2 separate regions of the Homo sapiens genome follow, and region 1 is linked to region 2. Evidence: chromatin contacts called from ENCODE Hi-C or POLR2A ChIA-PET data. All regions are on one chromosome and are shown on one strand. Each heading gives the region's core, a stretch centred on a gene start or an enhancer-like site at or near the end of the contact. The rest is flanking DNA. Distances are from core to core; before and after follow the strand shown. Region 1 holds the start of TIMP1 (TIMP metallopeptidase inhibitor 1). Region 2 holds the start of ZNF81 (zinc finger protein 81).

Region 1 (2,700 bases), core at 139-2,638, 250 kb before region 2:
CCATTAGGCAATTTCTCATCCCTCACATTCCTCCCACCCAGAATAGTGCTGGATACGCAGTAAGCACTCCATAAGGGCTGCTGGTAGTTTTTGTTGTGTTCTTGTTATTGGGCTATCATCCCTGAGTTAATCAAACTTAATTAGCAAGGGAGTATGGTGAGTGAATGAGATAATTTATACAAACACTTTAGCACATAGTACACAGAAAGTGCTCAATAAGTGGCTGCCATCATCACTACAATTATTATTATTGATCTATCCTCCTCGAATTAAGGATGTTAATCAGAACCCCAGGGAAGGTTCCTGCATTGTCAGAAAGCTGGTGGGCAAGGATTGCCCCACCCCACCCCCCACCAGGGGTACAGGTCCATGGGGAGGGGGCAGGGCAGGATGGGGTGGGGATTAGTTTTCTACTGACCCACTCACTTGCTTCTTTCACCATCATTCATGGCCACCCCCTTCCCAATGCTCATTCATTCACCCGCACCATTCCCTGCTTGCTAGGACGGTGCCACTCCTGAGTTACAACCCTGGTGCCAGGTAGCCTCTGTTTGAATCCCGGCCATGCCCTGTGATCTTAGGAAAATTCTACAGTTCCTCTACGCCCCATATTTCCTCATCCGTAAAACGGGAATAAGAACCGGTACCCATCTCAGAGATTTGTTGTGAGCTTTGAGTGAGATAAACTATGCTGAGTGCCTGGTATACAGTAGGTGCTGTATAAATGCCGGCTATTTGCCTGTGTTATTTGAGACCCTGGCTTTGGCTCCTGGCCACCTGAGTTCCAGTCTCAGTTCTGCCATGTATTGACTCTGTGATCCTGGGTAAGTCACTTAACCACTCCGTGCCTCAGTTTCCCCATTTTGTATTCCTCCCCTTTCACCTGCCTTATCTCCCTCCACTGCTGCTACTTAATTTGTTTCCTCTCTGCCACCCCTCACCAGCATGTCAGACATACAAAACAAGGGATTTTTGTGTGCTTGGCACACAGTAGATGCACAATAAATGTTGAAGGGCTGAACTAATTTGGGTTTGAGTCATAGGGAGCTTGGGGGATGTGGGTGATTGGATAGATTCTGGAGACTTTAGGGGACTGGGCCGGGGGAAATGCGGCCTCTAAGCTCTCCGCTGAGGCGGCTTGGAAGGAATAGTGACTGACGTGGAGGTGGGGGAGGTGGCTGGCCCGGGCGAGGCCCAGGGAGAGGGAGAGGAGGCGGGTGGGAGAGGAGGAGGGTGTATCTCCTTTCGTCGGCCCGCCCCTTGGCTTCTGCACTGATGGTGGGTGGATGAGTAATGCATCCAGGAAGCCTGGAGGCCTGTGGTTTCCGCACCCGCTGCCACCCCCGCCCCTAGCGTGGACATTTATCCTCTAGCGCTCAGGCCCTGCCGCCATCGCCGCAGATCCAGCGCCCAGAGAGACACCAGAGGTAAGCAGGGCCCGGGGTGGCCCAGCAGGGACCGGAGCTGGGCTGCAGCTTGGGTGCTGGCCACCAGGCCCGTGCACTCCCGTGCCAGATGCCTGTCTACTCAGCTTGGCCTGCGGGTACCAGGACCCTGGGCTAGTCTAGGGGGAAGAGGGTCGGAGGCTGGAACTGCTTTCCCAACCCCGAGGCTCCAAACTCCCTAGAACCCCTGACATCCGCCCCCAATTCCCCCAAACCCATGACCCCCTAATATCACAAATGCTTTCCAAATCCCCCCGCAAATTCCTTCATCCCGAAATTTCCCTCATCGCCCCCTAAATACCCACCGCTAACCCCTGCAGCTCCCTAAACTCCCCCAGCTCCCCAATCCCCAGTTCCCCAGCTCCCAAACTTCTTTTGCCCTCAAATTCCTCAAGTATCCCCATTGCCTTAAGCCCCCAAATTCCCCCAACCCCTTCAACCTCCAAACTCCCCCAGCTCCCTAAACCCCCAACCTCCTCCAAATTCCTCAACCTCCCTAAATTCCCCCAGCCTCTTATATCTCTTAATATACACAACCCCTAAACTCTGCCGTCTCCAAACTCCTCCAGCCCCCAATCCCAAATTCCTCACCCCCAAACTCCTCAACCTCCAGAATTCCCCAATCCCCTCATTCCTCAAACTTCCTCAGCCCCCTTCTCCCCCAAGTGCCACAACCCCATAACCCCGCAACTCACTCAGTCCCTCAATAATTTAAACTCTCCCAACTCTCTAAACCCTAAATTCCTCTGCGCTCCCCAATCCCCTTAAAATCCCTAAGCTTACCAACCCCTCAAGCCCAAATCCAGCCCCCTAATCCCCCCCATAGGCTGCCCCGGGGCAAGATGGGGTGGATGACCTGCCCAGGTCAGCAGATCAGCTGGGCCGGGGCCTGCCTGACATCCCCCTTCCCCACAGAACCCACCATGGCCCCCTTTGAGCCCCTGGCTTCTGGCATCCTGTTGTTGCTGTGGCTGATAGCCCCCAGCAGGGCCTGCACCTGTGTCCCACCCCACCCACAGACGGCCTTCTGCAATTCCGACCTCGGTGAGTCCTCACCCCACTCAGCCCACACACTCTGCCTTGGTTTCCCTTTCAGTCCAGTGGGGCTCACCATGGCACTTACCTCTAGAATGATTCCACTCGCCCCTGCACTTCCTCTGCTTTAGCCACACTGGCATCCTCACACTTCCTTGAGTACTCTGTGCCCAAGCCCACCACAGGATCTGCATGCTGGCTGCTCCCTCTGCCTGGTACA
Region 2 (2,700 bases), core at 113-2,612:
TCCTTTGCTTAGTGAGCTGCCCATGGTGCCCCTGGTGTGCAGTCTCCCTTATTGATTGCTGGATCTGTCAGACTAAAAATTAGTTTGAGGCTAATTGGACTAGGACACCTCTAACCTTCGAGATTGTTAAACCGAGGGCCAGAGGGGATAAGACTGGATTGAGAGCCCCCAGCAAGTCCACACTTCAGCCTACACCAGGTCCTCTCAAAATATTTTTTTCACCTGAGGATTCAGAAAGGCTTTCAGGAGGGCACACAGGCTTCTAGCTCTGTCAGGATTCTCTGGAGGAGGAGATATTTGAACTTGATTTTGAAGGATGAATAGGCATTCTTAGGTGAAGGACTGCACGACTTCTTCCCCTTCTGCTCCAGTGACATCTCCCAGAGGGCAGGGGCATCTCCAGAATTTACACATTGGAGGTGATATGGAGCAGCAAACTGGTTGAAGGGTAGAAGCAGAGCCTTGTATTAAAGCTACATTTCCAAAGTAAGGGCACCATGACCACATATATTTTACTTCATGAGGAAATAAAAATAATAAAGTTTCCTAAAGATTTTTATTGACATATTGCATTGGACTAAGGACACATTAAAAATTATTAGTATTGGTACTACGTAGTCCCTTTTTAGCTGGGGTAGATGGAGTGGGAGATAAGGTAAATTGCTGCAGCATTCAAACCTCGCATCCAAGCCCCACAGGCACAGCAGGAGGGGAACCCAGCACTCTGAGTTCTCCCTTTTTCCCACCTCATGGCATATCCTAGGAGGGCTTGCATAACCATGATTTCTCCTCCTCCTCCTCCCCTTGTGGTATGTCCTAGGAGAAGCCTGTAACCAGCCTGACATCTCCCCGCTTCTCATCCTGTGGTATCTGCCAGGAGATAGCCGCGGCCGCCCCTGATTCTTTCCAAGAGGCCCTTCAGTTTCTCGGAGCGGTATCACACAGATCCATAGACTACAGGTCCAAAGACCCCCTCCTCCAGTTAGCCCGCCCAGAGAAACGTCCCCACCCGTGCTCCCTGCCACCAGCGGGACAGCTCCACCTGAGTTTAGAGCAGACAGCTCTAAACTCACAGCCTGCTCTGTGAGTTCAGAGGTGTCCTCATCCTCAATACGGATGGACACTCCTCCAACATGGTGTATCCCATGGGGAAGCGCGACGTGGGCGCGGCCATGTTCCCCACCTGACCACGCCGCCGAGGGGTACCGAACGTCCCAAAGCACCCACTTCCGTAACTTCTCCATGTTGACTCCTGGCTAACAGCAGCTTCAAAGGTGGTTTTGCGCACGCGCGGAACCTCCGCTTCCCTCATTCATGTGAAGTCCCAAACCCCGAAAAAGGGCGGTGCTAGGGGTAGTGACCGGAAGCGGCTGCGGTTCTCGCCGGTTCTCAGCCGGGGTTTGATAGTTGTCAGGAGGATTCGACGTTCAGTGCCCAGGGATGTGGAGGTGATGGGGGGCCGGGGAGGGTGAGTGCTGGGCGATTCTGTGTGGCCAGTGATGGAATCGTTTATCTAACTTGAGTTGGATGATTCACTCATCATTTTGCAGGCTTTTCTCTTTTCTAACATCACCGTTAAGGTCTTAAAGTTCATTCTAAGCCCCATTGGGTTTGGAGCATTATGTTTTTTAAGAGTGTTAACTTGTATTCATTTGTCTTTTACCCGGGAGTTATTCAAAAGTGGGGTTTCAGTGTGCAAAAGTTTATCTCTGTAATGGATCTCTAACCTTAGTTTTCTGTGTTAGAAAAATATCTACGTGAAGCTCATTCCTTGAAATATAAGGAGACTTATGGCCTAGTCCGTGGTGAATTTTTAGAAACGTTCTATATATAACTTGAAAATAATATTTAATTATTTAGTCGTCAATTGTGTCATAGAAAATCTATCCTTTTTTGTCTGCTTCTTCTATTACTTCGAGGAGAGAGAAATTCTCCACTGTGATGGTGATTTGTCTGTGTCTCCTTACTGCTGTCTGTGATCCTCTGTGAGTTACTTTTTGTATAAAGTATGAGACTTAGGTCGAGGTGCATTAATTTGCTTATGGATGTCCAGACTGAAGCACCATTTGTTGAAAAGACTATCTTTCCTCCATTGACTTGTCTTTCACCATTGTCAAAAATAAGTTGGCCATACTTGTGTGTGGGCTCTTTCTGGGTTTGCTATTCAGTTCATTGTCTATGTGTCTATCCCTCTGCCAGTACTACCTTGCTGTCTTGAATTGGATAGAGTGATTCCTCTCACTTTATTCTTTTTCAAAATTGTTTTAATGCCTCTGGTTCCCTTGCCTTTCCTATATGCATTTTAGAAAATCTTGTCTCTATCTACAAAGCATCTTGCTTGGATTTTGATAGGAATTGCATTAAACCTGTATACCAACTCGGGAAGAAGTTAAGTCTTAACTGTGCCAAGTCTTCCAATCCATATACATAGTATGTCTCTCTATTTATTTAGATCTTTTAAAATTTCTATAAATGGTGTATTTTAATTTTCATCACCCAAGTTCTGTACATGTCTTATTCAATTTATACCTAAGTATTTAATTGTTTTGGAGTGGTCATAAATGGTGTTATCTTTTAAATTGTTGCTTATATATAGGAATACAATTGAGTTTTGTCTGTTGGTCTTGTATCCTGCAATCTTGCTGAGCTCAATTATTAGGTTTTACACCTTTTTTGGCAGATTCCTTGGATTTTCTGCAT

What was found. Hi-C counts contacts between places; a loop is a spot of excess contacts on that map. ChIA-PET counts read pairs that join two places held with the same protein, here RNA polymerase II (POLR2A). Pooled maps may share reads with other maps.
Region 1: a map with no recorded cell type shows a loop between it and region 2 (14-fold over the local background). The contact joins the promoter of TIMP1 here to the promoter of ZNF81 in region 2. A Hi-C loop is called at or near these places in 3 of 37 single-sample maps with no recorded cell type and 6 of 50 pooled maps. POLR2A ChIA-PET finds 5 or more read pairs at or near these places in 1 of 52 experiments (OCI-LY7).

The regions. Positions count from the first base shown.
Region 1 is chrX:47,581,048-47,583,747 of GRCh38, forward strand. TIMP1 (TIMP metallopeptidase inhibitor 1) reads left to right here and starts at 1,389. Exons shown (of 6, transcript NM_003254.3): 1 at 1,389-1,427; 2 at 2,361-2,489. The coding sequence starts at 2,369. The region is part of intron 5 of SYN1 (synapsin I); the gene reads right to left. RefSeq lists silencers at 1,037-1,186, 1,247-1,346.
Region 2 is chrX:47,835,540-47,838,239 of GRCh38, forward strand. ZNF81 (zinc finger protein 81) reads left to right here and starts at 1,363. Exons shown (of 5, transcript NM_007137.5): 1 at 1,363-1,448. RefSeq lists an enhancer at 1,111-1,490.